Regions from separate parts of the Homo sapiens genome. Here regions 1 and 3 are each linked to region 2. Evidence: chromatin loops called from intact Hi-C (ENCODE). Cell type or tissue: heart right ventricle. All regions are shown on one strand. Links, peaks and the distances in the headings refer to the core of each region. The heading gives the core; the rest is flanking DNA. Region 1 holds the start of LINC03122 (long intergenic non-protein coding RNA 3122). Region 2 overlaps ZSWIM6 (zinc finger SWIM-type containing 6). Region 3 holds the start of LOC105378997 (basic proline-rich protein).

Region 1 (10,888 bases), core at 1,448-9,447, 230 kb before region 2:
AGAAAGCTTCTTCCCTTGGTTTCCATGACACCGAACCCTGTCTATCCTCCCTACCTCTGACCTTTCTCTCCTTCTCAGTCTTCTCTATGGGTTACTCATCTCTGAAACCTGGTGTACCTTGGGGTTCAGTCCAAGGCCTTCCTCTCAATAAACACACTCTCTGGACCTGGCCACTTATCTCCTTTAAGGACTCCTATATCTATCACTCAAGCCCAGTTTTCTCTCTTGGGCAGACTTTTAGACAACTCTATTTGTATGTTCCAAAAGTACCTAAAACTCATAATATTCAAAACTAAATTAATTCATCATCTCCCTCCCCACCTGATCGTCATCCCTTGACCTCCATATCAGTGAATGGCAACAGGGTTCACTCATTTGCCCAGGCTAGAAACTGGGACATCATCCTTGCCTCTCCCCATATCTCCATACCAAATAAGTCACCCTTAATCATGCCTTACCCTGCAGCAAGTCATCTCACATGCCAGCATGATCCCTTCACCTCCCTGCTTAAAACCTACCCACAGCACCCTCGTTGCCCTCAGGATAAAGCCCAACCACAGTGAATTTCTTCTAGCACTCTACTTCCTTTTCATTCATCCTCCAACCTCAGACTACCTTGTTCTTTCTAAAGTATCAATCTGGTCAAGTAACCCTTGCCCACTTGCTTCCAGAAGCTCTGGTGGATCCCATTGCCAACAGGGCTGAACCAAACATCTTAGTGTATTAGGTTCTGTTAGAAGAAATATTAAGCATTCAGCATGGCTGGAATATTGCTCAGCATGTCTGTGGCACAGTGTCCTTCAGGAGTGGAAGAGAAGAGAAGAGAGGTGCATGCAGCCAGGTCAGTGTATTGGGTCATTCTTGTATTGCTATAAAGAATTACTTGAGGCTGGGTAAATTATAAAGAAAAGAGGTTTAATTGGCTCACAGTTACGCAGACAGCATAAGAAGAGTGGTGCCAGCATCTGCTTCTGATGAGCTTCTGGTGAGGGCCTCAGGAAACTTACAATCATGGCAGAAGGTGAAGGGGGAGCAGGTGTGTCGCATGAAGAGAGCAGGAGCAAGAGAGAGAAGAGGGAGACGTCACACACTTTTAAACAAGCAAATCTCATGAGAACTCACTATTGCAAGGACTGCACCAAGCCATCCATGAGGGGTCTGCTCCCATGATCCCATTACCTCCCACCAGGCCCCACCTCCAACACAGGGGGTCATATTTCAACATGAGATTTGGAAGGGACAAATGTCCAAACTGTATCATTCAGGAAAGGCCTTGTCTGCAAAAATAAGACACACAACTCATCCTGACAGCAATGGAAAACACATCTTGGCAAGGCTTTAAGCAGGTGTGGGGTTCTGTATAGTAGCCACTTTTGGTGCTATACACATCCCCTGGCCGCAGCTCTCCTCTGGCTTCAGCCTCGGCTGTGGTGGGCAGTTCCACATGCTTTCAGGCTCTCCTTGAGAGAGTCCAGCCACAGGCATGACCCACCTCAAGCTTAGACCAGCTACATTTTTGCTTTCTGCCTTGGGGACTTCTCCAGGACAAAAACAGTCACAAATGTGCAAACCTCCTATGGAGAACTGTGCACACACACGTGTACACACACATGCGTGTGCACACGCAATTCCCAACAGCTTCAGGATAAGAGAGAAGAAGGAGGCAAGGCTAAGTTCAATTGTCCAAGCCTGGCTGACTGAGAAATTGCAGGTGCTGCTGACAGAAACAGTGAGGGCCCCACTGGAAGACAGAGGCAGCCTGGGGTTAGAAAGTCCATGCATGGAAAAAAGAGCGGCAGGGAGGCACACCATAGGAGAAGTGGAAGTAGCTAGGGAAATTCAACCTACAGAAGAGGAAACTTAGAGAGGACAAAGAGCCTTCTCTCAGGAAGTAGAGTCCAGAAAAGGAAGGAAAGAGAAGGGTATGAGCTAAGGGCAGAAATCACCAGCAGGTGGATCACAGCTCAGTCTATGAACGTACTTTCTCATCCCTACTGTAGCTGTGAGGGAGTGTGCATCCCTACCCTAGGACTCCTCAAACAAGATGTTCAGGAGGTTGCAGATCAGATTCCAAAATCCCAAGGGCAGGTCTAGCCAAGTGAGGTTAGATCCAACTCGGAGAGTCTGGAGTTGTTCTCTCACTTCCATTTCCCTCCCTCTCATTCCTGATGCTCCCGTCTTCACATGTGTTGTGCAGCCTCATCTTGGGTTTTGCCTCAGGGGCAACTCTGAACAAGACTGGGAAAGAGGAGGCGCTGGCTCTACGTGCCCTGCACCCACTGCCCTCTCCAGGGATCTTTTCTCCTCCCCACCAGGAGCCCAACTCGATCCTCACTCCCCATCCAGACCTGCCACCAGCACTGCTGCAGCCCCAGGCTCTCTAACTCTGGCAAAACATATCTTTCCTGATCTCTGGGGTTAGACACTCTAATACACTGAGCTGTGCCCTTGACTTGAAGAAAAGTGACTTTATTTGTACACATGGAGACAGACCAAAGAGCCAGGTGCAGCTAGTCAGATGGGCTTTTAGTATCCCCTCAACCACACCACACACACACTCCCCTATTCCCCTAGGACACCCCTTACCCTAAAATCTTCACAGAGCTTTTCTGACAGTGGTTCTCAGAAAGGGCAAAGACTGCTTACACGTTTTGAGTTATACAATTTTTTTCCCAACGGTATATCCTTTGTTGTCCTCTTCTGGACAAAGGCGGACCTTTGACTCAAAACATTTGTTTAGGAGAGCAATATTCACTCATACACACAGACACGTCTATAGAGAGAGAGATCCGTTTGTTTTGAAATCAAATTGGCAAATTCATGATCCAATCTTCTGTAGGCAAAAGAGTTTCTTTGAACAAATTGTAAGCAAAGAGAAATTATTTCAGGTCCTTCATTCAACAAAAAAATTTTTTAAACACCTACAGCGAACTAGGCACTAACAGGGACAAAGAAAGAATTTCAAACGCATCCCTTGTGCTTAGAATTGCACTGGGAAGAAGAGACACTCAAATGTAGGAAGCCAAGTGACAACGCAGGCAGCAGGATAAGGTGAGGGCTGTATGGCTGGACAAACCCAGTGGCCCCTAAACCCTAGGATGCCTTAGAATCCTTGGGGTGTGGAGCCGTTAAAAATGCACAGTCCTTGGCTCTACCTAGGAGATCAGATTCACTAGGTCTCCAGTGAGTCCCAGAAATCTGCATTTTAAATAAGCTTTTAAACTATTCGAATACACGTGGTCCACAGACCACCTTTGATGAACACTAGTCCAGTCAGCAGTACTCTGTAGATGTCCAGAGGGAAAGGAAGCCCACTGGGCAGGCCCAGGAAGAGAGCTATTTTTGTGTTTAGACATGAAAAAGCTTACAAGGAATCCTTTTCTTTCCTCTGCTGCACAATTGAGTGTTTTGAAGGAGAGCCAATACCTTGCCATTATCTGGAGAATGTGCAATCGGCACAAGGAATAAAAAGGGACGCATACAGCTGAGTCTAGAGCTGATGAAACCAGTTTATCTGAATCTGATTCCAGGGCATTTTGATGCTGAAAGGTGGTGTTATGACTCACTGAAGCTTTCACATCTATTGTTTTTCTTTTCCTGGGTGGCTTTGCCAAAGACCTTATAGATATCATTATTTTCAGATTACTGTTATTACACACATTCTTCTTGAATAAAATGCTACCTTATTTTTATCTCCATAGAGCAAAATCAAGTTTCGGTTGTTTTCTTATCTTCATATGTAAAACAGTCCCAGCGGTTAAGTCTCAGATGGGAAGAAAAATTAACTAAAGCCTTGAGCAGAGATGTCCAGACTGAAGGCTGACTTAACGGTTTCCCCATGACCAAGTGGACAGGGTGGCACACCCAATTCCCTGGACACATGCCAGAAACTGGGCTTAACCTGCATCATGAGCAAATAAAGTTTCATTTAAAGAAAAGAGTTTCTGCAATTTAGCAAAAATGAGTGACTGACGAGTAACACTATCCAGAAACTGACAGATTGTCAAACCCGCCTGCTACCCCTGGGTCATTTCAGCCATGGAATTTCTGGCCCAGTGAGAGCAAAGTCATTGCTTTCTCCCTTGACAGATTTCTCTGTGGAGAGTTCAGAACAGAAGAGAGAAATATCTGCAAGCTTTCTGAAAGCCATGGGGAAGCTGTGGGATGTTGTGTCCGGTGCCTGCGTCGGGCTCCATCTCTCTCCACAGCAGCTCTCATATGTATTTATGAAACCGTATGAGGCTCCCTGGTGGGTGGCACTTTATGGGTGAATTACTAGCTAAAATTCAAAGGGGTTTTGATGGCAAATAGTATTTTATTCAATTCATAAGCTTCTTCTCCTAATTCAGCATCTAGCCTTAAAAATAGACCTTTAGCAGAGGTTGAGCAAACACCTGCCTGTTTTGCTTTGGCCCAGAACCTGGGCTTGTCTCAGACCAGCTGGTTCCATATGGGCCTCTGTAATACGGTGGCCTGCAAAATACAGGATTCCCAGTTAAACTTGAATTTCATTACAAAGAACAAATCATTTGCAATATAAGTATGTCCCTGCAGTGTTGGGGATAGACATGTACTAAAAAATTTACTCTTTGCTTTTTGGAAATTCAAATTTAACTGAGCATCTTGTGGTTTTATTTGCTAAATCAGGCAGGCCTACTCTGTCCCAGTGTATAAGCATCACACCGCCCTTGGTTCTTATCCAACATCCAGACCTATACTGGGGCTTCTCAGAATGGGATTCCCATGAATTTGGGATGCCCTGAGAGGTAGCGTTAGTAGTGAAAAAGGGGACCCTGCAAGGTGGAGGCCTCAAAGCCAGTTATTTCTGCTGCCGCCCTACCCAAGGAGAGTGTAGATGGAAGTAAATATCTAAATGCCCTCATTAGGGTGGGGCTGTTCCAACACAGGAATTACGACACACGGCCAGACTCAGAGGCTGCCCTCTGTTCTGTGGCAAAAGGGTCCCAAAGTACAGCCCACTGCTTAGCCTGACTGCCCTTCCTAAGTACTTCTTAAAGACTGCGTGTCCCAACCGGGCTCAAGCCTGTAATCCCAGCACTTTGGGAGGCCGAGGAGGGCTGATCTCGAGGTCAGGAGATCAAGACCATCCTGGCTAACATGGTGAAACCCTGTCTCTACTACAAATACAAAAAAATTAGCCGGGCATGGTGGCGGGCGCCTGTAGTCCCAGCTACTCGGGAGGCTGAGGCAGGAGAATAGCGTGAACCCGGGAGGCGGAGCTTGCAGTGAGCAGAGATCGCGCCACTGCACTCCAGGCTGGGCGACAGAGCGAGACTCCGTCTCAAAAAAAAAAAAAAAAAAAAAAAGACTGTGTGTCCCACTTTATCTGAGGGGCCAATCTGCTCAAGACATTTTTGAGCTGCCAGTCCCGAACTGCGTGCTTAAGCCCCAAGAGCTAGCAGGTATCCGCAGAGCCCCTGCACAGGGCTGCTGGGAGTTTCCATTGGCCACGCCTTCTGACCTCAGTTCTGCACTCCCATGCTCATTAGCTCCCTGCATTCTTGGATGCTCTTGAATATTCCCCTGCTCACCCTTCTTCTCTTGCCTGGTACAACCTTGGTAGCCTGACCCCAGAACTGGGCTGCTTGCCCTGGGCACCAGTTGGCTTTGTTCCCAGGCATTACTGCTGGGATTCGCTCTGGACTCTGAAATATGCCTCCTCAGCCAGCCCGACTGCCCAGATCCCACCAGCCTGCTCTGTCCAGAGAGATGAGACATTCGGACTATTCAGTGTCCGTTCATGCCATCTGCTGGGATCATGATTTCTATACTCTGGTCACACATTACATGAATAATACTTCCCCCATTTCCTCAAAAAGATCCTCAGACAAGCTCAACCCCCATGTGCTAGTAGTTCAGGATTCTATGACCATCCTAAGTTTACACAACCACTTGGCCTTGGCTGGCCAAGACATGATGGTGTGGGAGCCTAGGAAGACCCTTCAGAGACGGCAGCAACCAGACTCCTCTTCTCACAGTCCCCCTCCAGCTCTGGTCTGTCCTCCTCACACAACCTCCCCCTCACAGTTTTGGGGTCTCATCTTTGGACCCTCTCTTGCCCCATTTTCCAAACACATCATCCCTGGCTGTATTAGGGGTCTCTGGGGCAGCCGCACTATGCTTTGATAGAGGGATGAGGTAAAGTTATTTTCCACTTTATTAACCTGAAAAAGCATAAACCGACCAAGTTTAGGGGCCTGAAGCATATTCTAAACAGACAGTGTCTCCTCCCTGACCCAGTTCTCTTACGGAATCATGGGAACCCATCTCCTCGACTTAGCAGCGGCAGACAGGCTGGTGTTTCTTGGCATTGTTTTCTAGGGCTGAAGCTGCAGTTTTCCTGATTTGGCCCTTGCATATTATTTAATTGTTTATCTTGACATACAGGTTTATCCCAGAAGGGGATGTTTAAAAAGTGGCATGGAGACCCTGGCTATAGACAGAAATGCAGCTTAACTTACCTTGGCTTCCTTCCTGCCAGACTCCTCCCAATTATTCTGCAGGCTTCTTTGCCCTGAGGGCAGTTTGCAGCTCCAGGGACTGGAATTGGCTTAAAAAAAAAATTCCTTCCTCTCTGTGCCCCATGTGAGGGAGCATTGTGTTCTCTCTAAATAATCAGCCTGGCTTTGTGTGACCTAACTGGACAGGGCCCTTTGAGAGATTTTTCAGTTGCAGAAAGAGCAGTCAGTGGCATCCTACAAAATCAGAAAGTTTTCAGACCAAGGAGAGAAGTCAGTGACAGCAAGATATTTTTTTCTTTAAGTTGTATTGTGACTAATTCCTCTCTCCCACTGGTGTTTAGAGTAATTAGGTAAAAGTGCAACAGAAGAATCCAAATTTATATTTTAGATCTAATAAATAATAACATTTAATCAGATGATCCCCATCCATTAACACCAAAATAACAAACAATTCAATGAATTATTTTAGGGTACTTACTATGTGCAAGGCATTGTCAAGGTAATTATTTCTTGCATTTACTGATTTCCTCCTGGGGACGCAGCACTAGCAAGAAGCTAATGGATTAGAAAGAAGTAGAAGGCCTCCAGCTGACAACCCACTCAGAAGAGAACATGGATCAGAATTGCCTGCCTCCATGGCAGGCACAGAGCTGGGAATTCATAAGCAGAAATTACTTCATTCAATCATCTCAATAGCCCTGTGGGGAAGACAGTAGTTCTCCATTTTACAGATGTGGAAACTGAGATCCAAAGACTATGTATATAGCAGGCAGAATGATGCCTCCCCTCCTTCAAAAATTCTGAAGGCTGTGAATAGGTTACCTCAAATGGCAAAAGGGGCTTTGAAGAGGTGATGAAAGGTTTTGCAGTGGGGATGTTACTATCGACTTTCTGAGTGGGCCCAGTGTAATTGCCATGGTCTTTAATAAGGGGGTAGATAGGAAGATAAGAGTGAGAATGACAGGGATGTGACAATGGAAACAGAAATTGGAGTGATGTCGGGTCATGAGTCAAGGAATGCATGCACCCTCTAGAAGCTGGAAAAGGCAAGAAAACAGATTCCTCCCCCTCCACCCCAAGCCTCCTGAAGACGCCCTGCCCTGATAACCCACTGTGAACTTCTGGCCTCCAAAACTGTAAGATATCTTGGTCCATTTTCTGCTGCTGTAACAGAATACCACAGGCTAGGTAACTTATAAATAACAGAAGTTTATTTGTCTTATGGATCTGGAGGCTGGGAAGTGCAAGATCAAGGGGCTGCATCTGGTGAGGGCCTTCTTGCTGTGTCATAACATGCAGAAGGCATTACCTGACAAGAGAGCATGCGAGAGAGAGAGAGGAAGGGAACCAGAACTTCATTCTTCTATGTGGAGCCCACTCCTTTGATAACTAACACACTCCTGTGATTAACAGCCTTGATCCATTCATGAGGGCAGAGCCCTCATGACCTAATCACCTCCTGTAAGACCATGTTTCAACATTGTTACAATGGCAACTAAATTTCAACCTAAGTTTTGGAGGGGATATTAAACTATAGCAGTTATACATTTGTGTTATTTTAAGCCACTGAGTTTGTAGTCATTTGTTGGAACAGCAATAGAAACTAATACAGTATGCCCCATTTGCATTCCACAATGGATTTGAGGTGGTCATAGACAGTTGCTCCAGAGTGGTAGAACCAGTCAGGACTGCATGCTATCTAACTGGCCCCTGGAGTTCTGCAAGGCAGGGGCCCTAGAGCAGGATTCAAGTGAAGTCAATGTGCCCTTAAAGTCTATGTCGTTTCTTTTTTTCTGATCTGCTTCCTCAAGATAAAATTTAGGAGCAAAATGAGTGAAATACCAGAAGAGAAATATTCTGTAACATGACATGTTTAATGAATGAGTAAAGAGTTCAGGAAATGAGTGAGTTCTGAAAATGAGTTACTGGTGCATGCTAAAGTGATCCGGGAAGACTTGATAGAGGCAATATAGTATAACCTGGGCCCTGCAGCATGGACAGATTGGAAGTAGCATTAGAGGCAAACAGGAGGCCTTGCAGCTGAGGGAATGACCTGATAGAAGAAATGCCCCTGGGAACAGAAAGGATAAACCAACCTTCCTAACCTGTATCCCCACCTCCTACCCTCACCCTATTCTCTGCCTGTGGATTCCATTAAATCTTCCAACCAAAGCCTTGGCAAAGGCTTTGAATAACATCCTGTGGTCTTCCTTACTTTACAAATGCTAAGTCTTGACCCAAAGAGATATATTTCGTCTTTCTCGCCCACAGTTACCAAACAGATCAAGTCTCCCAGGTCACTGCTCCCTAGTCATTAGGAACAAAGCGTTTTTAGTTTTTCAAAGTCAACAAGCATACTCTTTGTCTCTGTAGTGGCCAGTTTGATTCAGCATGTCCAAATGAGGAAAATTTGGATTAGAATTCCAGACTTTAACCCTGGCCAGGAAATTTTGTCAAATACAAGGACAGTGACTTGAGAGATACACTCTTAAACCATCTTTAATTTATAATTAAGTAAATTGTAAGAGGGGCAGCATCTGACTAAAAATGGCTCTAAAGCAGAAGATTCAGCCTCTCTATTCCTGTGTTCTGCTGTCACCTGCAACATAACATTGAGCACACTCTGTTACATCTTCTGTGAAATGAGAAATTGGACTTAAAATTCTCTCCATCGCTTCAGATGCTTTGGGCCATGAGGCAACAGAAACCCTGATTCAAAGTGGTTTAAACATTTAAGGAAACGTCCTATCCTGTATAACAGAAAGTAGAGCAGCAGGGAAGCTTAGGGGTTGACTGATTGGGTGGCTCAACAACGTCATCAAGAACCTGGGTTCTTTCTATCTTTCTCTCTCTCTCGCCATACCTGGGTATCAGCTTCATCCTCGTGCTGGTAGTGAGACTGCTGTTGCATCTCCAGGCATCACATTCAGACACAAAGAATCCGGAAGAAAAGGAGGAAGACTCCCCAGAAGATGTCCCTTCACATAGTATTGGCCATTATTGAGTCACATGTGCCAATATCTGAATAAATCACCAGAAAGGAGACCCTCAAGAGGTGATGTTTCAGCCTCTCCTGGGAGTACAAAAGCGGAAGAAAACAGAACAAAATCACAATTCTGTGTGGAAGGAAAATTGGGAGAATTGCTGCTAGACAGAAAATGTATAGTGACCTCTATTCTCTCAAAGGTATTTCCAGCTCTAAAAATTTCATATATTGAAAAGCATTTGTTGCCTAACATGGTTTAAACCCAGACCACCAATTCACATGCCTACATATAACCAAGCACTGTGCTATTCACCCAAGAAACAGCAGTGAGCAAGAGGCATGGAGCTTCATGCAGCGACCAGTCTAAGGGATCCTGACCACATGAAAACCATAACCACCAGTTGCATTGTAACACCTGATTTCCAACAGTGGCCCCGGGTGAGGCCTCATGGTATTGGTGATATAGATAAATGAGAGAAAATAGTTGCTGTTAATTTAAACAAGTTACATTTAAAACATTGACCAATCAACATCCCTGTCTACCCTCGGACAACCTAAAGAACTCTAGTGGTGTTACACAGTAAAAAGCGGGGTAGTAGGTGGTGTGTTACATTTTCTTAAAAGAAAATTCAAATTGGCTACTAGAGTTTTTGACCTCACATTGACCATGGGCAGACTGTGTCTTTTTAAACTCATTTCCAGAGTGCTTGAATGAGGAATGACATTTTTCCTCCTAGTGTAGACCTGGTCCCGAGTTATTTCCTATGGCTACAATGACTATTCTAAGGAATGGAGAAAATAGAGATGGATGGATGTTTGATGGGAAATTTTACACTTCTCGTGAGTCTTTTTTTTTGTGGGGTTCTGTATGTTTGCTCAATTGCAATTACCTGTGTCTTTCTTCTGTGGCTGGATTAGTAACTATTCAATTCATCCAAAGAATAGAACAGTGCCACTAAAATGAGTGTTCTTCTCCCAACAGGATACTTAGGTTTTGACTGAGTAATCAAACTCTGCAAGAAATTTCACCAACATATTTATTATACCAAGTGACAGGAACAGGAGATATGTTTTGTTATATAATATATTATAACTAACTAGAAGAGTAGACCACAAAAACTTCCTTAAACATGAAAGTCACACCTGCCCATGTTCCTACGTACATGCAGTGATAAATTTCTGTCCCCATTTCACAACCAGGTTTACCAGATGACCATGCGAATAAGAAGCATATAAAGCAATAAGTATACTTGAGTGAAAGAATAAAGCATTTTTAAAGTTCCAATTTTTCCACTGAATCATTGCTGCCAATTGTTGAACTATGGGTAGGGAGAGTGGTCTGTTCTTGTTATAAGGCTGGGATTTGCCATATAAAAGTGGGCCTAGACAGCACAGTGAAGCGAATTCTATAATTTCTGCA
Region 2 (10,888 bases), core at 1,613-9,612:
ACCATAACTAATTTTATAGTTGGCACAGGAAATATCTTTTTTCCTCTGCCCTAATTCTACAGGGCAAAGGAAAAAAGATTTCAGCCATGCTATTTACCTGACCTCTCTACTGCATAGCTCAGACTCAGGTCCAAAACTAAACCCTTGATTTGTCACGTCCCAAAACTGTTCTTTTCCCCCTCATTCCCAGCTCCAATAAACAGTCACCACCCCTGATCCTCAAAATAGAAACCTCAAAATCACCTTGGCTTCTTTCTTCTTTTTTTTCCCCATCCCATCCAATGCCATCACTAAATTGGGCTGATATGTCCACTTCTCTCCATCACTGCCCCACCCTAGTCCAAGCTAATACTGAACTATTACAACTACCCTCTTCACTGAACACCTTGCTTCCACTCTTGCCCTCACCAACATATTCTCCAAATAGCACCCTGAGGATGGCTTCCCACTACACTCAAGTCAATTCCTTTTAATGTACTGGAATTACCTCACAGGATGATCTTTGCCCTGTCCATTTCTCCTACCCCATCTGGTATCACTCTCTCCTCATACTGCTCTGCTCTACAACTCACACTGCGTTCCTTCCTTTCAGTTATTTGAATACATCAGGTCGCCCCACCCCCACCCCACTCCTGCCCTCAGGAGCTTCCTTCACACACACTTTAACATCTCTAATTTCCAAGAAAAAAACAAACAACCCCATCAAAAAGTGGGCAAAGGATATGAACAGATACTTCTCAAAAGAAGATATTTATGCAGCCAAAAGACACATGAAAAAATGCTCATCATCACTGGCCATCAGAGAAATGCAAATCAAAACCACAATGAGATACCATCTCACACCAATTAGAATGGCAATCATTAAAAAGTCAGGAAACAACAGGGGCTGGAGAGGATGTGGAGAAATAGGAACATTTTTACACTGTTGGTGGGACTGTAAACTAGTTCAACCATTGTGGAAGTCAGTGTGGCGATTTCTCAGGGATCTAGAACTAGAAATACCATTTGACCCAGCCATTCCATTACTGGGTATATACCCAAAGGACTATAAATCATGCTGCTATAAAGACACAGGCACACATATGTTTACTGCAGCACTATTCACAATAGCAAAGACTTGGAACCAAGCCAAATGTCCAACAATGATAGACTGGATTAAGAAAATGTGGCACATATACACCATGGAATACTATGCAGCCATAAAAAATGATGAGTTCATGTCCTTTATAGGGACATGGATGAAATTGGAAATCATCATTCTCAGTAAACTATTGCAAGTGCAAAAAACCAAACACCGCATGTTCTCACTCATAGATGGCAATTGAACAATGAGAACACATGGACACAGGAAGGGGAACATCACACTCTGGGGACTGTTGTGGGGTGGGGGGAGGGGGGAGGGATAGCATTAGGAGATATACCTAATGCTAAATGACAAGTTAATGGGTGCAGCACACCAGCATGGCACACGTATACGTATGTAACTAACCTGCACATTGTGCACATGTACCCTAAAACTTAAAGTATAATAATAATAATAAAAAAGAAAAAATAAGGAAAAAAAAAGAAAATAAACAATAGTGAAATAAAAAAAAAAATCTCTAATTTCCATTATACTGCAAGTTTATTTTTGCTCAGCAATATGTACCCAGCAACTGACTTTAAGTCTGGCACACAGTAGGTATTCAAAAGGAATGAATGAATGAATGAATGAGAACAGAAAATAAATTTTAATGATAAACACTTTCAACAATAAAATGGAAAACAATACAAAAGACCAGGCTTAATGAGAGGAAATTCACAATAAACCATTTTAAATTAATATTCAAGATGGACACTCCTAAGAAAACATAGATTCTTCAGCAGGGTTCTTAGGAACCAATACAGAGATTAACAGAAGAGTTTTGAAAACTGAGCACAATGTGCCTCTTTTCTGGTTTTGACAATCTGTTTTCACTGCGGAACTTGCTTTCTTCAATTCCATCTCAACGCAAGCCAAGAAGTAGCCCATAAAAAGAATATGCAAATAGTTAAAACACTAAACAGAACCTAAGACACAAATGTGCTGCCAGCTGCCCCAAATAACATAAACAATAAATGCCTCCACATCACTAATTCCTGATATGCAAGGAAATGGAAAGGGAAGATTCTAAATTCAAGCCCTGAAACATACTAAAATCACACTACACCTGAGCTATCAGTCTTCAGGGGATCAAACCTAGGATGCTGCTTCTCTCCCGACCCCATTTCCCAGCAAACGATGCCAGATCTAAATTATGGTAGTTGCAACTCTGACCAACCCAGAAGTTCTATTCCTGCATAAAAAGCAGTTCAACTTTCTCCTGTGAAGTTTTTCTCTTTTTATCATGAGATCTCAGTATAGGGTCCCAATCTCAATTCCCTGTGATTCATTGGAAGCAATAAGGTATCACGTGCTTTGTCCAAAGTTTCAAACCATCTAATAGAAACTGTAGATTTACCAGAAGTAAAGTTACAAGGCTAACATAACAAAGATCAATTTTTCATTTCTTGTGGGCTGAAATTAAATCAATTTATTGTGGTTACATTGGTTATTTGATCGGTATTAGCAGCTATAATGTCTTTGATTAATTTCCTAAAATCTCAATATATGAATGAAAATGAAAATGCATGCTATGGTCTGCATACTTATCCCCAACCCCAATTCATATGTTGAAATCCTCACCTCCAAGGTGATGTGCCGCCTTTACAAGGTTAAGTAGGTCACGGATGTAGAGCCCTCATGAATGGGATTAGGGCCCTTAAAAAGAGGCCCAAGAGAGACCTTTCATCCTTTCCTTCTACCACATGAAGACACAGCAAGAAGGTGCCATCCAGGAACCAGGAAAAGGGGCCTCATCAGACACCCAATCTGATGGCACCTTGATCTTGGACTTCTTAGCCTCCAGAACTGGGACAAATAAATTTGTATGGTTTATAAGCTACTGGTTAAAGGTATTTTTGTTATAGGAGCCTGAGTGGATTAACACATTGAAGACAATATATTTCAAAACATGTGTTAACTAGACAAAAGTAATTTTAAAGTGTTCTTATTAAAGACAAGGTTGAAATTTCCTGAAACATTTTAGAGTATTCAGGAAGCAAAACTATATTCTAGCTTTGTCCAAAAGCTTCCAATTAGGGGGTTGTTTCTTCACTAATATCAAGACTTCAGGGAAGCAATTTTTACTGTATTCCCATCCTTTGTAACTCAAAATGTGCTCACCTTAGTTGTCATTAAAGTTTAAAAAACAATTGAGTCACACTTAAGTCCAAATACAGACTCATCCAACAAGACACAAACATTCACTCCATATTTTGAGAGGACTGTATTTTAGAAGAACTGATAACTAATTTGGCAAAAACAAAGAAAGGAAACCTCATTCTAAATACACACTCAAATCACTCAAGGCTCCACTCCTAGAGCACAGGACCTCCCAGCGACTTTGCTGCAGTGCTTCAGACAAGCAGAGAGATGGAGAGACCAGTCAGCATCCACACCAGGTTGCCATTTCTTCTGCTGCCCTTTCCAAGCATGCCAAACCATAGTGTATTATTAACCAGAATATTCTTACGTCTTCATAAAAGCGTTTTTTGCCTTGAGTCCTGTTATAGGAAAACTAATAAAAAGCATTTTCCCCTGGAGAAACTAAGACACGATGAGATTAAAAGTGGACAAAGTCGTATAACTGGTGACTTAGCAAACTAAGCACACTTCATACCTCATTCTTAATTCAATGTTCAATCTGTCAAATATTCCTGTTGGCTATTCTATGTATTAAATGAAATGACCTTAATATTTGAGTTCAATGTAACAGTAGTTTACAACTCTGTACTCTTAAAATTATTCTGCATGAAGTGTACTATCAACAAAAAGGTATCTAAGTGAAAAACACCAGTCTTTAGAATCTAGTCAGATGGTTTAAAAAGGAAATAAATCGCCGGGCACGGTGGCTCATGCCTGTAATCCCAGCACTCTGGGAGGCCAAGGTGGGTGGATCACGAGGTCAGGAGATCGAGACCATCCTGGCCAACATGGTGAAACCCCATCTCTACTAAAAATACAAAAATTAGCCAGGCATGGTGGCACGTGCCTGTAATCCCAGCTACTCGGGAGGCTGAGGCAGGAGAATCGCCTGAACCAGGGAGTCAGAGGTTGCAGTGAGCCGAGATCGCACCACTGCACTCCAGCCTGGCAACAGAGTGAGACTCCGTCTGAAAAAAAAAAAAAAAAAAAGGAAATACATCCATTATTACAATACTATTCACAAACTCAGAACACTTAAATTCTGTGCAATTGTCAATGTGGGGCTGAGCACTAGAGTACCGGGGTAATTTAGGGCTACACATGTTGCCTTTTGCCAAGGCTGGTCCTGAGTTTTCGTAGTTTTGTATCTTCCTGGTCTATATGCTGACTTCACCTTAGTTGGGCTGCTATACATAGGTGAAATCACAGTGATTGTGCCTAAGGAAACCATGAAGATCATACGGAAGCTTCTCAACATGAAGGACAAATAAGTCCAAGGCTTCCTCTCATGAAAGGCTAAAACTCCCTTTATCAAAAGTCACAACAGTGCCACTTTTACAAATCTGGGGTCCCTGAAAGAGTTACTCAAATCAATTAAATTAACTATCAGATAACTTCAGTAGCTACTCAAAATAGTCTTCCTTTACTGGCCTGATCAAGTAACAATGTTTTCCATGGAGCTTAATGGCTCCTTTTAGATCCTTGTCTATGAACTGGTATTGCACTCCATGCTTACCCACCCGCAGCTCTCACCATCCCACATATCCCTCTCCACAAAAAGCTAATAAATTTGCATTCCTGACTCTGACTCATACAACTAAGAAACCGAAGACTAACAAAACTCTTAGGTATGACTAAGCAAAATGATCTAATTAATAAATAGTCAAGAAATACAAATGTTTTTAAAAGTAAAATTAACCATCAAGAAAACAGGGTATGGTGGAGAAGGGGGAACTATAGCTCTAAACACCATCCTTGTAAGTTGCTACCAAGAACCCACATTTTTCTTTAAAGGCTGAAAATCAGCAGTAATAACCCAAAACTATCTTGCGCAAAGGTGGTCTTAATAGAGATATAATTAATCTTGCCAATTTTCCACATAATTTCTCTCCTTTTTTGATCTTTTGCTTTACAAAATCATGCTTGAAAACTTTTACAATTTCTTTCTGGTAGCAATTCTGAAATGAAAATGGACTGCAGGTAAGTAAATTTGAGAACCTCCTTAAACAGCAAAAATCACCTCCCTAGCCCCTCCACTGGTAAAAATCACCAAAGTTTTTACTGTGGCCCCCTCGTTCTCAGAAACAAAAACAAAAACAAAATGGCCTTTGAAGTTGGACAATTTGGTATGTGTTACATTTAATTTTGTGCTTATACTTAATACCTAAAGTGAAGCAATACAGAGGCCTGGATTTCAAAAACGGGAAAAAAAAAAAAAAAAAAAAAAACCTTTCCCCTCATTACAAAGAAAATCTATAATCATAATTTAGAAGTCATCAAGGAAACGCAAATCTTGTGCCACCCCGCCTCTGCGCGGTCGGGTCAGTCACACACACGCCGCCCCGCCCCCGCGCCATCAGTCACACGCAGGCCTCGCCCCATCCTGACTCCCAACCCCGCCCCTCGCGCTGTCAGTCTCTGACTCTGGCCTGCGGCTGAACCGGCGGCGCTGACGTCAGCTGGCGACCGCGGCCGCATTCCTAAACAGTTCAGACAAACCCACTGGTGGGAAGCTTCGAAAGCCCTCAGCTGTAGTGAGGAAAGCAAAGGTTTGGCTGGCAGCCAGACTCCTGAGCTCAGCATTTTGTAATGCACTTCCTTTTTATTTAACAGCTTGCATAATGCCCTTAACCCTTCCTTTACCTGCATCACACCTTTAACCCCTTCTTTTCCTGGTCGAACTTCGAAGCAAACTTCAGAACTTGGTCTCCCATAGGGTTTTAATATATTCCTCACCAATTTACAACTGACTGATTTTTAATACTGCTGAAGAGGCAATTTAATTAAATGCACTTGCTCCCCCTAAACTGCTGTTTCCCCCTTAAAGCAATGTTAATTTTCAAGCAAAGAAATTAAAACATTTTATTAAAACAACGTATTTTAAAGCTTTTTTAGACCCCCTCCTTCATAATTTATCTTCTTGAAATTATTGTCAAGAGACAATAGCTTCAAATGGTCCAAAACAAAAGGGTACACAGTGACAAAATCTCCCTCCAACTTCGTCCCTCAGTTGCCCTGTTCTCATCCCATGATAAATTGTTACTTCTCTTGTATTCACCCAGAAGTATTTTAGTGATACATAAGGAAATACACATATATTCTATTTTCTCCTTTTTAAAATGGTAAACTCTATACATAATGTTCTCTACTTTGCTTCCTTATTCTTTTTTAGAATTGCATGGAATTCCACAATTTAGCAGTCCCCTATATATGAGCATTTAGGTAATTTCCCATCTTTTTGCTATTACAAATAATGCTGGTGTGAAAATCTTGTATGACTGTCTTTCAAGAATAAATTCCTAGATGGGAAATTGCTACATCAAAACAAACACATGCATTTGTAATTCTGAGAGGTAACAGCAAACTGTCCTCCACTGAGACTGTACCTTTACCCTCCCACCAGCAGTGCAGGAGGATGCCTATTTCCCTCATGCAAATCAGGCTGTCCCAGAATTCAGATAAGAGGCTCTCTCTCAAGCTTATTTTATTTTTAGAAAACAGATCTGTGAAAAATTGTATCTTAGTGTAGTCTTAATTTACATTTTTCATATTATGAACGAAGTTGGGCATCTTTTTATATATTTTAGAAGCCATTTGTATTTCTCTGTGAACTGTTAAATCATCACCTTTGCCCATTTTTCTATTTGTTCATCATTTTCTTACTGCTTTGTAGGAGCTTATGTTTTTCGAAAAGCAGTGTTTTGTGTATGACACTTTGAAAGATCTTTTTTATATATTTTAAGAAAATTAGCTCTTTGTGACATGATTTGTGAAAATTTTTTCCAGTTTGGTAAATTTATCTGTTTCATGGTTTCTGCCATAGAGAAATTTAGGGATTTTTATGTAGCTGAATTGTTACCAATCTATTCTTTCATGGTTCTTGGTTACTATTATCACAGACTGTCATTCCCCATGCAGTTTGTAGAATAATTTTCCAGTGATTTCTTCAAATATTTTTATGTTTTCAGTTTTACCTTTCAATATTTAGAGTCTGTACTTTTTTTCCTAGATATATATCCACTAGTCCCAACACAAATTGAATAACCTATCTTTTCTCACTGATTGGAAATGCTACCTTTATCATATTCAATAATTTTTCTTATGTAAAAGTGGGGCTCAGAGGAATTTTAGGCTGCACTTACACCAGTGTTAATTTTAAAATCTGGTATAAAGTAAGATATGTTTTCCATGGACAACATGGTCCAGTTTCAATAACTAAATTTCAGATTTGGGGAACTGTGTTTGTTATTTTTAAATGAAACTAAATCCTTTTTAAGATTTCTGAGAGGCCGGGTGCAATGGCTCACGCCTGTAATCCCAGCACTTTGGGAGGCTGAGGTGGGTGGATCACCTGAAGTCAGGAGTTCGAGACCAGCCTGGCCAACATGGCAAAACACCGTCTCTACTAAAAATACAAAAATTAGGCAGGCATGGTGGCAGGCACCTGTAATCCCAGCTACTCAGGAGGCTGAGGCAGGAGAATCGCTTGAACCCGGGAGGCAGAGGCTGCAGAGAGCCGAGATCATGTCACTGCACTCCAGCCTGGGTGACAGAGCAAGACTCTGTCTCAAAATAAATAAATAAATAAATAAATAAATAAATAAATAAAAGATTTCTGAGATAAATTATAGTATCATATGCCACCTTTAAAGACTTAGGCTTTTTGAAAGTAAATACCTACTCGGAAATATTACTTCTGACTAATTATGACAGATTTTAGTCTTCAGAGACTTCATAAAATTACCAGAAAGATGTAAAATGTTGAAAACATTGTTAAAACAAAATTTTGATACTGACTGTAGACAACTTTGCCTTTTAATATATTCTTTAAGGAAAAATGAGTGAGGAATGAGGATGATCTAGTCCTTTCAACTAATTTTTACCTTTCTTTCAATATCTGTTAGGGATTACTACACCAGGTCCCTATAAAATTTCTAGGCTTCACATTTATGTAAACCATCATACTGATAAACAAGTAATATACTATTAATATATTAAGTATACAAATGTTTTCAGCTTTAGTAGATGTTAAAAGACAGTGATATGCAATAATGATCAGTTGCTGAAAAGAGCAGAACCACAGTTTTGAACAGGACCTCATAAGGTTAGGCAGGTGGTTCCCCAAAGAGATAGCAAAATGACACAGACCTGCAGACATAAAGTTCAAAGTACCTGTGTGTTAATGGAGAAGGCCAAGACTGGAGGGAAGAGAAATTCTGCCAAAGCAGGGAGAAGCCTCCAACCCTGAGATGCAGAAGACCCTAATGCAGCTCAGGCTGTCTACTGAATGACAAGGTTATCATTTATTTCACAGTAGTCCCAAGCTCCAGACCTCACAGGACCACAGACTATACATAAAGAAAAAGTCTTTAAAGGTATTTTCTTTGTGTGATACATATACATATTTTAAGATTCTGAAATATAATTCAAATAAAAGACTTTAATCTTCCAAATAAAGATGTGGTGCTACAATTATTTTTATGGAGTTACTCTTTTAAACTCTGAGCCCCTTTCCATATAGAAACTATGACACTGAGAATAAAGTCCAAACAGAAATGACTTTAGAGCTCTTGACACTCTGTCTCTAATCTACTCTTCTACTCTTGTGTTTTACAGAGCCTACACTTTGGCCTCATGGAAGCAAAGCCTACTGTTTTTCAAACATGCCTGTTGTCTTTGCTCAAGTTTTCCTGTATCTGGAATACCCTCCCAAGAACAGAAAATACCAATCTCTAATGCAAATCTTCTCTTATTTTTAAAGGCTCAGCTCAAATGCCACCTCTGTAATTTCTTCCTCCTCTGAGGAGTTAGCCCCTCATAAAGTCTATTAGCCTCTCCATGACGATGATGGTGGTTGTGGTGAAGAAATTGAAAGAGAAATGTCATCAAAATATATTTAAATTCTCACTAATAAAAAGATGAAAGAAACTATACTCCATTAGACAGGCCACTACAAAGAAGAAAAATGTAGATCCTATTTATTTAAAAAATCTACTTAAGACATTCCACTTATGTGAACAAAGTATACATTTTGATTAATCCCATCTTTGGTGGTTGGAGTTTACAGTATACCCACCATATCTTCAAACATAGCTTTCTATCAACAAATGAAAAGGAATATAAAAGAAGACAAAAGCTAATACACCTTAAATATAGCTATTATAGCAACTAACCTCTACAACAGGATAATTACAGTTAAGTTCAACTGGTCTCTCACTCCTAGAAGCTCTGGCTGTTGGTTCGGAAACCCTTCGTATTTATGGCCTTATTTGTCATATTGTAAGCCCAACCATTTCTGCTACTGGTATTGACTCCTATAACTTAGGACCCTGACCTCCAAAGGTTAGGGTGGGAAACATATCCTACAGTTCTCAAATCTAACTGGGCATCAAAATTACCTGCATAACTCAAGAAATACACAGATTCTCAGGACTGAAGCCCCAGACTTCCTTAAGTATAATAACTAAAAGTGGGCCCCAAGAACTCTATTTTATAAAAACAACCAAAAACCCGAAGACAAAAAAACAACCCTCTCTAGGTGATTGGAATGTTTGGAAAATGAGAATATGGGGCAGAGCCATGAAAGGAGCAAGAAGGCTAAAGGAGGCGGTGAAATCCCTCTCCTCTCTTGGACTTAGCTTCTCTCTTCTACTTCTCTCCCAGCAAACAAAGAGGCAGCTACTGGCAGAAAAGAATAGAAAGAGCAAAAGCTTTAGCAACAGTGGCTATAGAACTTTTCTCTTTAAAGTTCATCTTCCCTCCTCTACCATAAGGTCTGCTGCCTACCAACAAATCCTAGCCAAAGACAGCAAAACAGGGATGGGAGTTTGCCTTGAGAGGTGGTAGCCATGGCTTAGAGGAGCTGGAGACAATGTGAACTTCAAGAGGGCGATGGCAGCCCTTTGAAATTTTTCATCTGCCTTAATTTATGCCATTCTTTCCCCTAAAGATCGGAAAGTAAATAAAAATTTAACCATTGGGAACAAGGGGAAAAAATGCAATCATTTTAAGAATGCAACTGATAAGTGAGAAAATGTGAAGGAAAGTTTTCCGGTGGTACAAAAAATACTTTTTTAACATCCTGGCTAATACGGTGAAACCCCATCTCTACTAAAAATACAAAAATTAGCCGGGCGTGGTGGCAGGCGCCTGTAGTCCCAGCTGCTCGGGAGGCTGAGGCAAGAGAATGGAGTGAACCCGGGAGGCGGAGCTTGCAGTGAGCCAAGATCGCGCCACTGCACTCCAGCCTGGGCGGCAGAGCGAGACTCCGTCTCAAAAAAAAAAAAAAAATTACTTTTTTAAACCTCCCAAGATGGCTACTGAAGAGACCTCAATAAGTCACCTAATTCATCCTGGGAAGACAAGACTACAGTTAAACTATCCAAGGAAAGCTACTCAAAAATATACTTCAGGGAGTGAATTCCCACATAATTTAATTTCCTCACTGTCAAAAACATCACTTAATTATCAAGAAGCTCCCAAGATTGAAAACTAAGAACTGCACATTAAAAACTGCTTCCTCTTATGACAAAAATCTACACTGGCCAAAAAAGGTTTCCACTCACACGCAGAGTCTAAGCATACATTATTTTGTACGATTCCAGAATCTTGTTTACAGGCGTG
Region 3 (10,888 bases), core at 1,212-9,211, 220 kb before region 2:
CAGCGTTTCTCTTTGCCTTTTCTGCCCCTGGGATTTGTGATTCTGGACAAGGCATATGCCTTCTTACCATGTCATTTTCCTCATTTGCAGAGGGAAAACACAGTGTCCATTGATTCCTTTGGTTAAGCTGACTGCTGCCCCTGGCTCACGTCCAGTGACTATTTCTCTGTGCAGCAATCCTCAGCTGGGGGCGAGCCAGGAGGGAGATGGCTGCCCACTTAAAGCACAAGCCCCGAGTGCTCTCCGTCCTGTGAGCTCTCCAAATGCCAGCTTGCTCAGCTGATTCACTTTGACGCAGGCAGGTTCATCAGAAAGCCTTGGAACAGGTTGGAGAACAGAAATGCCACTGGATTCCTTTGAATTGTGTGCATTTAAGTGCAGGCTCCAGTAGATCCAGGCTCTAGGACTATAAGCCTTTCTTTTCACAGGAAACCCTCCTAATTGGTCTGATAAACTTTCTGGGACTCAAAATAGAACCACAGCACAGGGAAGTATCACCTTTGTGTCTCTAATTGTTGATAATGTCTGTGTTTCTTTTAATATCTCTATATTACATGCTGTTGCCATCATTCTCCATTTCTCTTTACCCGCTACTACTAATAATATTGAATGCTTTGCTGTGTGCTGAAGCATTTCACATTTGTATTATCACATTATCCTCACCACCATTTTGAGAGGTAGGGGTTATCATTGTACCCATTTCACAGATGCAAAACTGAGGTTTAAATAAGTTCAGTAACTTATTTGTTTGTCCCACATTCCAGGGAGTAAAAGTGACAGAGACTGGCTTCATCCAGATTTATGTGATTCCAACATATGGGACCATAAAACAGGTCCCGTTCCTGTTTATAAAGGTTTCCTGATCCCACTCCCTCAGTGCTTCTTAGGGCCAGGGTCTCCCACACTAAATCTTCCCATCTGGATCTGTTTGTTTGGGGCTTGGCCATAGCATATGGTAGAGTCAAATGGATTCAGGACTAACAATGAGGATAAGGGAGTGGGGAAGGGAGTAAACTTAGATTCCTATTTCTGTCAGATACCAAAATTAATTCCATATGAACTAAAACTTTAAGTGAAACAAGCCGGGCACAGTGTCTCATGCCTGTAATCCCAGCACTTTGGAAGGCCTAGGTGAGTGGATAACTTGGGGCCAGGAGTTCAAGACCAGCCTGGCCAACATGGTGAAACCCCATCTCTACTAAAAAATACAAAAATTAGCTGGGCATGGTGGCTCATGCCTGTAATCCCAGCTACTCAGGAGGCTGAGGCAGGAGAATCGCTTGAACCCAGGAGGCGGAAGTTACAGTGAGCAGAGATTGTGCTACTGGACTCTAGCCTGGGAGACAGAATGAGACTACATCTCAAGAATGACAGCAAAGACAAAAGCTATAAATTAAAATATTACAAATTTTGACTGCACAACATTTTTTGTATTATTATACTTTAAATCCTGGGATACATCTGCAGAACGTGCAGGTTTGTTACATAGGTATACATGTGCCCTGGCGGTTTGCTGCACCCATTAACCTGTCATCTACATTAGGTATTTCTCCTAATGCTCTCCCTCCCCTTGCCCCCACCCCCCAACAGGCCCTGGTGTGTGATGTTCCCCTCCCTGTGTCCATGTGTTCTCATTGTTCAACTCCCACTTATGAGTGAGAACATGGAGTGATTGATTTTCTGTTCCTGTGTTAGTCTGCTGAGAATGATGGTTTCCAGCTTCATCCATATCCCTGCAAAGGACATGAACTCATCCTTTTTTATGACTGCATAGTATTCCATGTGTATATGTGCCACATTTTCTTTATCCAGTCTATCATTGATGGGCATTTGAGTGGGTTCCAAGTCTTTGCTATTGTGAGTAGTGCTGCAATAAACATGTGTGCATGTGTCTTTATAGTAGAATGATTTATACTCCTTTGAGTATATACTCAGTAATGAGATTGCTGGGTCAAATGGTATTTCTAGTTCTAGGTCCTTGAGGAATCACCACACTGTCTTCCACAATGGTTGAACTAATTTACACTCCCACCAAGAGTGTAAAAGCATTCCTATTTCTCCACATCCTCTCTAGCTTCTGTCTTTTCCTGACTTTTTAATGACCACCATTCTAACTGGCATGAGATGGTATCTCATTGTGGTTTTGATTTGCATTTCTCTAATGACTGGTGATGATGCGCTTTTTTTCATGTTTGTTGGCCACATAACTGTCTTCTTTTGAGAAGTGTCTGTTCAAATACTTTGCCCACTTTTTGATGGAGTTGTTTTTTTTCTGTAAATTTGTTTAAGTTCCTTGTAGATTCTGGATATAAGCCCTTTGTCAGATGGATAGATTGCAAAAATTTTCTCCCATTCTGTAGGTTGCCTGTTCACTCTGATGATAGTTACTTTTGCTGTGCAGAAGCTCTTTAATTCAATTAGATGCCATTTGTCAATTTTAGCTTTTGTTGCCATTGCTTTTGCTATTTTAGTCATGAAGTCTTTACCCATGTCTGTGTGCTGAATGGTATTGCCTAGGTTTTCTTCTAGGGTTTTTATGGTTTTAGGTCTTATGTTTAAGTCTTTAATACATCTTGAGTTAATTTTTGTAAAAAGTGAAAGGAAGGCGTCCAGTTTCAGTTTTCTGCATATGGCTAGCCAGTTTTCCCAATACCATTTATTAAATAGGGAATCTTCCCCATTTCTTGTTTTTGTCAGGTTTGTCAAAGATCAGATGGTTGTAGATGTGTGGCATTATTTCTGAGGCCTCTCTTCTGTTCCATTGGTCTATATACCTGTTTTGGTACCAGTAGCATGCTGTTTTCATTACTGTAGCCTTGTAGTATAGTTTGAAGTCAGGTAGTGTGATGCCTCCAGCTTTGTTCTTTTGGCTTAGGATTATCTTGGCTCTGTGGGCTCTTTTTTAGTTCCATATGAAATTTAAAGTAGTTTTTTCTAATTCTGTGAAGAAAGTCAATGGTGGCCTGATGGGGATAACATTCAATCTATAAATTACTTTGGGCAGTATGGCCATTTTCATGATACTGATTCTTCCTTTCCATGAGTATGGAATGTTTTTCCATTTGTTTGTGTCCTCTCTGATTTCCTTGAGCAGTGGTTTGTAGTTCTCCTTAAAGAGGTCCTTCACATCCCTTGTAAGTTGTATTCCTAGGTCTTTTATTCTCTTTGTAGCAATTGTGAATGGGAGTTTACTTGTGATTTGGTTCTCTTTTTGTCTATTATTGGTGTATAGGAATGCTTGTGATTTTTGCACATTGATTTTGTATCCTGAGACTTTGCTGAAGTTGCTTATCAGCTTAAGAAGATTTGGGGCTGAGACAATGGGGTTTTCTAAATACACAATCATGTCATCTGCAAACGGAGACAATTTGACTTCCTCTCTTCCTATTTGAATACCCTTTATTTATTTCTCTTGCCTGATTGCCCTGGCCAGAACTTCCAATACAATGTTGAATAGGAATGGTGAGAAAGGGAATCCTTGTCTTGTGCCAGTTTTCAAAGGGAATGCTTCCAGCTTTTGCCCATTCAGTATGATATTGGCTGCAGGTTTGTCATACATAGCTCTTATTATTTTGAGATACGTTCCATCAATACCTAGTTTATTCAGAGTTTTTAGCATGAAGGGGTGTTGAATTTTATCGAAGGCCTTTTCTGCATTTATTGAGATAATCATGTGGTTTTTGTCTTTGGTTCTGTTTATGTGATGAATTATGTTTATTGATTTGCATATGTTGAACCAGCCTTGCATCCCAGGGATGAAGCAGACTTGATCATGGTGGATACGCTTTGTGATGGACTGCCCAACAGTTTTAAATGTAAATTGAAAGGTAAAAAGCAATTGACAAATGGGAAAAGCTTGCAAAATGCATGAGAAAGAATTAATAGACTGAACATATACAATGTTCTTACAAATCAGTAAGAAAAAGATGAATACTCCAATTTAAAAATAGACAAACAGAAAAGAATAAAAAGGAGACTAATATTCATGATTGGTAAGGATGGAATTCTGGCAACAGACTTCTGCATTTTCTGCAGGTGGGAGTATGAAATGACATAACATTTCTAAAGGTCGGTTTGACAAAATGTAGTGAAACTTTAAAAATGCAGAACAGTTGGCCCAGTCGTTTTGAGGAATAGATTTTAAGGAAATAATTAAGGACATGCATAGTGACCCAGCAAGAGAATGACCTTGGAATGGTGTGGACAGAAGTTAAAAAAAAAAAAAAAAAAAGCAAAAAACAAAAACTGGCAACATCCTAGAAGCCCTGTAAGAGAATCATTGAAAATATCGCACCGCATCCCTACAATGAAAGTTCTGTAGAATCATTAAGAATAGAGTATATTTATTAAACTATATTCATTAGAAGGATGTTCACGTGGAAAGATATTCACAGTGTATTGTTCAGAAAAAGAAAAAGCCAGTTACCCCACAGAATAACCGTGTTTGTACTCAGGATATACAAGAAAGGTTTGCCTCCAGCTAATGAGAATATGTTTGCCTCCAGCTAATGAGAATATGTTTGTTTAATGAGAATATATGGTTTTTGTTTTCTTTATGTATGTTTGCATTTTTCATTAACTCTGTGATAAACATGTACTGCTTTTGTAATGAGAAGGAAAAATACAATAGATGTTGTAAAAGAGGAAACATCACAGAGCCCCAGTCCTAGTTCCTGGATGGTTAAGAGTGGGTGGGTCCGGATGTAGTCACAGCACCCACCCACACTGTCCTGAGAAAGTTCTGGCCTGTGTGGGAAACCAGGTCTTGCCCTGTCAGCCCCCACTGGCCCCATGGAGGCCTGCCTTTTCCCGAGGCCCATCCAGCAATCAGTCCCCATCTTTACAGGGATCTGGGTCTCTTCTCTGTGTCCCAGACCCCAGTACTGGTCCAAGCCCTGAAGACTGCACCCAGGAAAGTGGAGGTATGGACAGAGGCAGCCGGTGCCTGAGGAAGCTCCACGGGGCAGGCAAGGCCCCCACGTCCAGTCTCAGCCCCTCTTTTGGCCACATGTGGGTATTCGTTCCTCCTTTTGGTCTTCCTGAAAACACTCTTTTGACCCTCCTGCGCTTGGTGAAGATTCATAGTAACCTAAGGTGGCCCCTTCTCTGCAAATGTTGCCGGACCTTCCAGCCCATTGGCTGCTGCCTCAGTCTCCCTCCACCGTCCCGGCCCCGCCCCCCCCGACATTGCCTCAAGTTGCCCCTGGGTGGCTCGGAAGCAGATGTGCAGCCAGCAACCAGGGGGGCTGCGCCGAGGCGGGAGCCACCCCGCGAGGCGCTGGCATGGGCAGGGCTGGCGGGTGGCTGGGAAGCCATTTGCATCGAGTGCCTGGTTCCCGGAGCGGGGGACTGGGATTGTTCCTGCTGGAATCCGGGGGGTTCACCCGCCTGGGCCGCCGGCTTGCAGGGATCCCGCCGAAGCCTGTCGCCCCCAGAGCACCGGTTCTCATCTCGGGAACCCCAGGTGCCCCCACGCTACCCGGATGTGGGGCGGGGATCTCAGGGGCGGGGTCCTCCAGGGACGACAGTTCCCACCCGGCCCAGGAACCCCCGACTTCCCGGCTTAGGAAAGCTGGGCTCGGCGGAGGCCCAGGGCTGCCCAGCTCTGCCTCCTCGGGGGCAGGCGTCAGAGACAGGAGAGAACCCCCGAACCCCGCGCCAGCCTGTCCGGGGCCCCGGCCCATCGGCCCCACTGGCCCTCCCTGCACCTTTCCGGTCTCCTATTGGCCAATCTAGGGGTCTCGGACAAAGTGCAGCGACCACGGCCCCTCAGGTCCCGCCGCCTCCTCGAGGCGGAGGCCCCTGTTCCAGAGGCCGCCAAGCCCCGGCGATTCGCAGTACCCGGGCCACAGGGCCCGCCATGGGCGCTGCCAGGCCTGAGGTCGCTGTATCCGGTGGCCTCTGCGGTTCCACCACCCCCACCGCGGGATGGGCGGTCTCTGGGGAACACCGCCCGCCCGCCCGCATGACCGCGCTGGCCTTGGAGAGGGAGCCAGGGGACCCAACCGGCTTGTGGCGCTGCTGGTTGCGCCCGGAGAAACCGACCCGGGACCGGGGAAAAGGGGTGGAGGCCCGGCAGTCGGGCCACCTCGGAGCTGCGGAGCTCAGGAAAGGCCAGCACTAATTTACTCAAACAGCAAAATTTAAAAGGAAATTTGAGACAGTAATAGCAGCGACATCTCAGAGAACGACAGGAAAAAAAAGTTTTGAATCAGGCTTTCGTGCAGGGACTCCGATTTTGCAATAAGCGCTTAATTAAAAATAAAATATATTGATGCGGTAGGCAAGTCGCGTTCCTGGGAAGGTAAAAACACAGTGGACTCCCCCACACCCCAGATGCTCCACCTGCCTGCTGTAATTACAGGGCTTCAGAGAGGAGGGAAAAAACATGACAGAGAGAAATCTGCTTGCATATTTTTCTTCTATTGTGCTGAGCTCATTTGAATTATAATGTGTTGCAGGCCGGAGAAGGAAATTTTGTGCCTTGAATAATGAATCCCCCTGGAGCCCACGGTACCTGTACTTCTCTTTAGTGTCCACTGAGAATAACGTGTTCGACATTCAAGTGACAACACTGGAAAGCATTTCAAAGCCCTGGAGCCCCAGAACGCTGTACACCCCGACGGCTCTTCTGCCTGCCCTCTCTTTGGCTTCCAAATGCAGCAAGCTCTTTCTTTACTTAAAATGTGTTCATCTTTCACACGCATCCTGGATGTACCACAGAAAGACAGTACAGATAGGCAGGCTCTTATTTCTGAAGCTGAGCTGGTCCCGCCCAGCACAAAGCTTTAAAGCTGCTAAGGCTCCAGGATATTATCCAGTTTTTAAAAATGGAAAAACTGGGAACAGGGAGGCTCAATATCTTGTCCCAGGCCCAAACAGGCTTTTCTGGAGTCAGTATCATTCAACTGGCTCAGGCTGGATTTTCATAAGAAAAGATAATAAACATTTACTAATGTAATAAAATAGACACCTTTTAAGTCACAAGCAGTATCCAAACCTTTGGGACATTCTATGGTGCTGAACAGCTATTTCATAGAGGCTTTATGTTAAGGAGCAAGTGCAGAAAAAAATCTGAAAATCTCAGTAAGATGAGAAAACGAAAGCTTTACAAAATGGTAGAAGAAAGTAGTCTCTCATGCCTAAACTTCCAAATAAGTTTTTGTTTGTTTGTTTTGGGTTTTTAGTTGAGCATTCTTTCTGGTTTGAAATAGATTCAGAAGGCTTTTTAAAACAAGTCACTTTTGGCCAAATATATTAAGGTATAACCAAATGATACCATAGATCCATTTAGAAAACAGAAAGTTCTTTACTGACATGAAAGGATTTCTAAGACATATTCATAAGTAAAAAAGCAAATATACTACTATTTGTATGGGATGAAAAAATAAAAGAAACATGTATATACATACTTGTTTGTATATGCATAGACTATCTCTCTGGGTGGATGTTGCCTTTTAAGGGGGGAAGGCTGAGGTGGGAGGACAGAGTTTCTCTCCTTTATCTAAATCAGGGGTGTCCAATCTTTTGGCTTCCCTGGGATATATTGGAAGAAGAAGAATTGTCTTGGGCCACACATAAAATACACTAACGATAGCTGATGAGCTAAAAAAATGCAAAAAAATCTCATAGTGTTTTTAGAAAGTTTATGAATTTGTGTTGGGCCACATATGGCCTTGAGGGCCACAGGTTGGACAAGCTTAATCTAAATCCTTTGTTATTTCAGTTTTAAACAATGTAAATGAATTGTTTGCTTAAAAAATAAATTAAATGTAATAAGTATTAATATCATTCAAGTGATAACACAGCCAAGGAATGACAAGGGTTAACTGATAATCCTGATTTTTACAGGTAATTGTAGTCATTACTTCTACATCTTTTATCATGTCTTTTAACCACTTGCCAAAGGAGGCGCTGATGTGGAGTTTTCTCCTCTGCCTGCCCTCTGCTCTGCTCTAACACAGGCCCAAATAGGCAGGGAAATGACCCCGCAATGGGTATAGGAAAAAATAGAAAAAGGAAACAAAGACTAGGTTTAATCAACAAGTTAACAAAGGACAGCTGACTGCACTCATTTACTTTCTGAGCTAGGACATTTTCTTCGTGTCCTGAGAACTATTTCAGGACTTTTTTTAAGTCCCTACTTATTAACATTCTAAGAGCTCTGAACTGAAATGCAGAGAACCCCAAAGCCTGGGAAAGGCAAGAACTCTGCCAGACCTTGTGGGTCTGGCTGAACCATCTTGAAATAGTTCTTTAGAGTGTGCTGTACCACTTCCAGCAGCCACAAAGGGCAGGCAAGCTAAGAATGTCATCTACATGGCCCGAGATGTTCCCCGCAAGAGCTCCCAGTCTGGCTTTTCAGATGCTCAATCCTGCAGTCCAACTGATACCAGGATGCCCAGGGATTGAGCCCAAAGAGCCCAGCTGGGCCCAAAAAGGAGCCATCCTCCCCAAAGACGGAGTATGGAAACTTCCTCTGAGATAGGCTCCCCCTGCCCAAACAAAACAAAAAACACAGAAGTCCATCTCTCCTTTCACTTGTTCTCTGATTCCCTTTAGCAGAGCCCAAACCTTTCTCCACTAAGAGCAATGTTTCTCAACCTCAGCACTTTAACAATGGCACCAGATAATTCTGTCATTTGGGGGCTATGCTGTGCATTGTAGGATACTGGCCTGGCCTCTGTGTACCAAGTGAGTAGCACCCTTCCCAAAAATGTCTCCAAACACTGAGAAATGTTCCCTGCAGAGCGGGGGGGGCAAATTGTTCCCAGCTGTGAGCCACTAAATTAGGCACTAAAGTCCAATAATTCTGAGAGATATAACAACCTTTTCATGTGTTTAATACAATGGTAAAATGTAAATCATGTTTATGAAAATCATTAGTAGACAAATAATATGAGAATAAGAAGTCAAAATTATTGAGAAGAGATGACACAAACTACAAATGTGCCTGCTATTTAGGGTGTTTATATTAGTATTTGCTGGGAGTTAGAAATATGATGGGATTCAGGTGACATGAAGATGTGCTGGATACATTCCTTTTACCCCACCCGGCCCTCTAAATGTGCTCTCCACCCTTGTCCACCTTGCTTTGTGCCTCAGGAAGGTGACCCTATGGGCTACATCGACATGCTCACTCTCTCTCTGGCTTTGGATGGGTTTGGCCCATGAGAGGAACTGGCCAATGGCAGCATGGGAGGAGAATGAGGTTGATTACCCTGGATCCCTCCTGGCCAGATCATGGTTGATTGGCTGCTCTCCTCCTCCACAGGCCATGGCTGCTATTGGTAGGCTGTCTTCCAGAGCTGCATCTCTCTCTCCAGCATGCAGGAACTACATCCCCCCTGGGCCCTGCAGGCCTAGAAGTGGTAATGGTGCCCCACTGTTGTTAGCTCAGGATACTGCACTGTCTTTTGTTCATTTCCCTAAATCCTACCCACACTTTTACAAGTCATCCTTTTGCAAAAATCTCCTCCGATTACTCAGTTTGAATGTGTCATCTGTTTCCTGCTCAACCCTGACCTATACGGATGAACAGAAAATCATTTGAGGGGACAGTGGCCATTCTGGGACAGGATTTAGGAATTCTTGGATCCCTTGACCAAACACTAAAATGCCTTGTACCAAAGCAGTTCCTGATACCTCTTCTCTATTTCTCCCCCCAGTTACCAAACCCAGGCCTGAGATCTCTCACTCATTCCCTGTAACTTGAAAAAGCATTTGCCCCTATACCAAGAGTAGATGTTGTCCAGGCCATGTTTAGCCTTCTCAAAACAGTCATGAGCAAGGACTAAAAAAAGAGCATCCATAAAATGGAAAGATAGCAGTTCCTTACCCTAAGAGACCAAGCTCTATCTGTTTTGTCACTTACGCTACAAGGATGACACACTTACCCCTTTGAGAGTGCACTATTTGGAAAACAAGGGTAAATGACCGTCCTCCAATGTAGCACAAAATTTCTCCTTGAGGCATAGAATACCTCTGTCTTAATTCTAATGTATCCAAGAGGAGAACTAAAATACACTGGGCACATGGGAGGAGTGGGGGTCTTCTTCACTAGCCCCTGGACTGTCTGGGTTAGACCAGGGGATATCTGCCCTTCCAGGCCTCAGCTGCCAGGAGGTGGGAAGGCACAGAGCTCCCGTATGGCACTGGCCCATGAGCACCCAGTGATCTGGAGGGCAGGTGTGGCAAGGATGGCCCCAGGGAGCCAGCTCTGCATCTGGCAGCAGTGTCTCTGGGCCAGGCCAGGACAACAACCTCGATTGTCCCTCTCAACAGTAGCCTTGCTGATCCCGGAGAAAAGAAAGCCATGGGGCCATTTGGACCAAGCCTCTGCAGGAAGAATGCTGCCCTTTCTCTGTAGCGCTGGATCCGATAGTCATGGAATCAACAGCTCAGAAGCTGGCAGCCCCCTCGGAGGCCTGGGCACCCTCCCCCATGGTCACATGGCCCAAGACACTCTGTTCTTTGTGACAGCCACTTGGCAGGGTGGGCCGAGGACCTCTGTAGACAAAGATGCTTCAGGTGCCCCTGAACCCCCTGGAAATTGATGAACGATCTCCTTTTATCTGTGCCCCAGCATGCCCAGCTCACCTGGCCCCCAGGCTCCCCACGGCCTGATGCTTGACTGTTATTCACAGTAGAAACAGAGACAGCATCAGATTCAGGGAGCAGAAGGGCAACACAAACACCTCCAGGGCTTTTGCCTCATGTGGCTAACGTCAGAGACGTTTTATGAAAACAAGATTGGAGGTCACATTGCTTCTTGGATAAAAGGAACTTTGCTTCAAAGAAATTTACTTGGTAAACAAAGCTAGGAAAATTGCCAGAATATCACCAGGCACAGCTGGCCACCTTTCAGCTGCCCAGTGTTTCCAGAGCA

Evidence for each region. Peaks named below come from ENCODE experiments on the same cell type or tissue, not always from the same donor. Only the 100,000 strongest peaks of a DNase experiment are listed, where the experiment ranks them.
Region 1: a loop joins it to region 2, with 2.0 times the contacts of the local background. A loop is called at or near these places in 14 of 110 quality-filtered maps.
Region 3: a loop joins it to region 2, with 2.9 times the contacts of the local background. A loop is called at or near these places in 15 of 110 quality-filtered maps.

Annotation. Positions count from the first base shown.
Region 1 is chr5:61,633,441-61,644,328 of GRCh38, reverse strand. It overlaps LINC03122 (long intergenic non-protein coding RNA 3122), which reads right to left and starts at 6,548. Exons shown (of 2, transcript NR_126525.1): 1 at 6,483-6,548. In heart right ventricle, for the core only: a CTCF peak has its summit at 1,956 (motif pointing right); a DNase peak (open chromatin) is centred at 5,608.
Region 2 is chr5:61,403,677-61,414,564 of GRCh38, reverse strand. All of the region lies in intron 1 of ZSWIM6 (zinc finger SWIM-type containing 6), which reads right to left. Among named protein-coding and RNA genes, the nearest start is that of ZSWIM6, 77 kb to the right of the region's middle. RefSeq lists a silencer at 5,539-5,929 and an enhancer at 5,355-6,554. In heart right ventricle, for the core only: a CTCF peak has its summit at 5,577; a DNase peak (open chromatin) is centred at 5,734; H3K4me3 peaks cover 1,228 bases; H3K27ac peaks cover 1,228 bases.
Region 3 is chr5:61,620,920-61,631,807 of GRCh38, reverse strand. LOC105378997 (basic proline-rich protein) reads left to right here and starts at 3,741. Exons shown (of 3, transcript NR_189165.1): 1 at 3,741-3,827; 2 at 4,875-5,010; 3 at 6,462-7,409. In heart right ventricle, for the core only: CTCF peaks have their summits at 6,019 and 7,907; a DNase peak (open chromatin) is centred at 5,937; H3K4me3 peaks cover 1,799 bases; H3K27ac peaks cover 2,667 bases.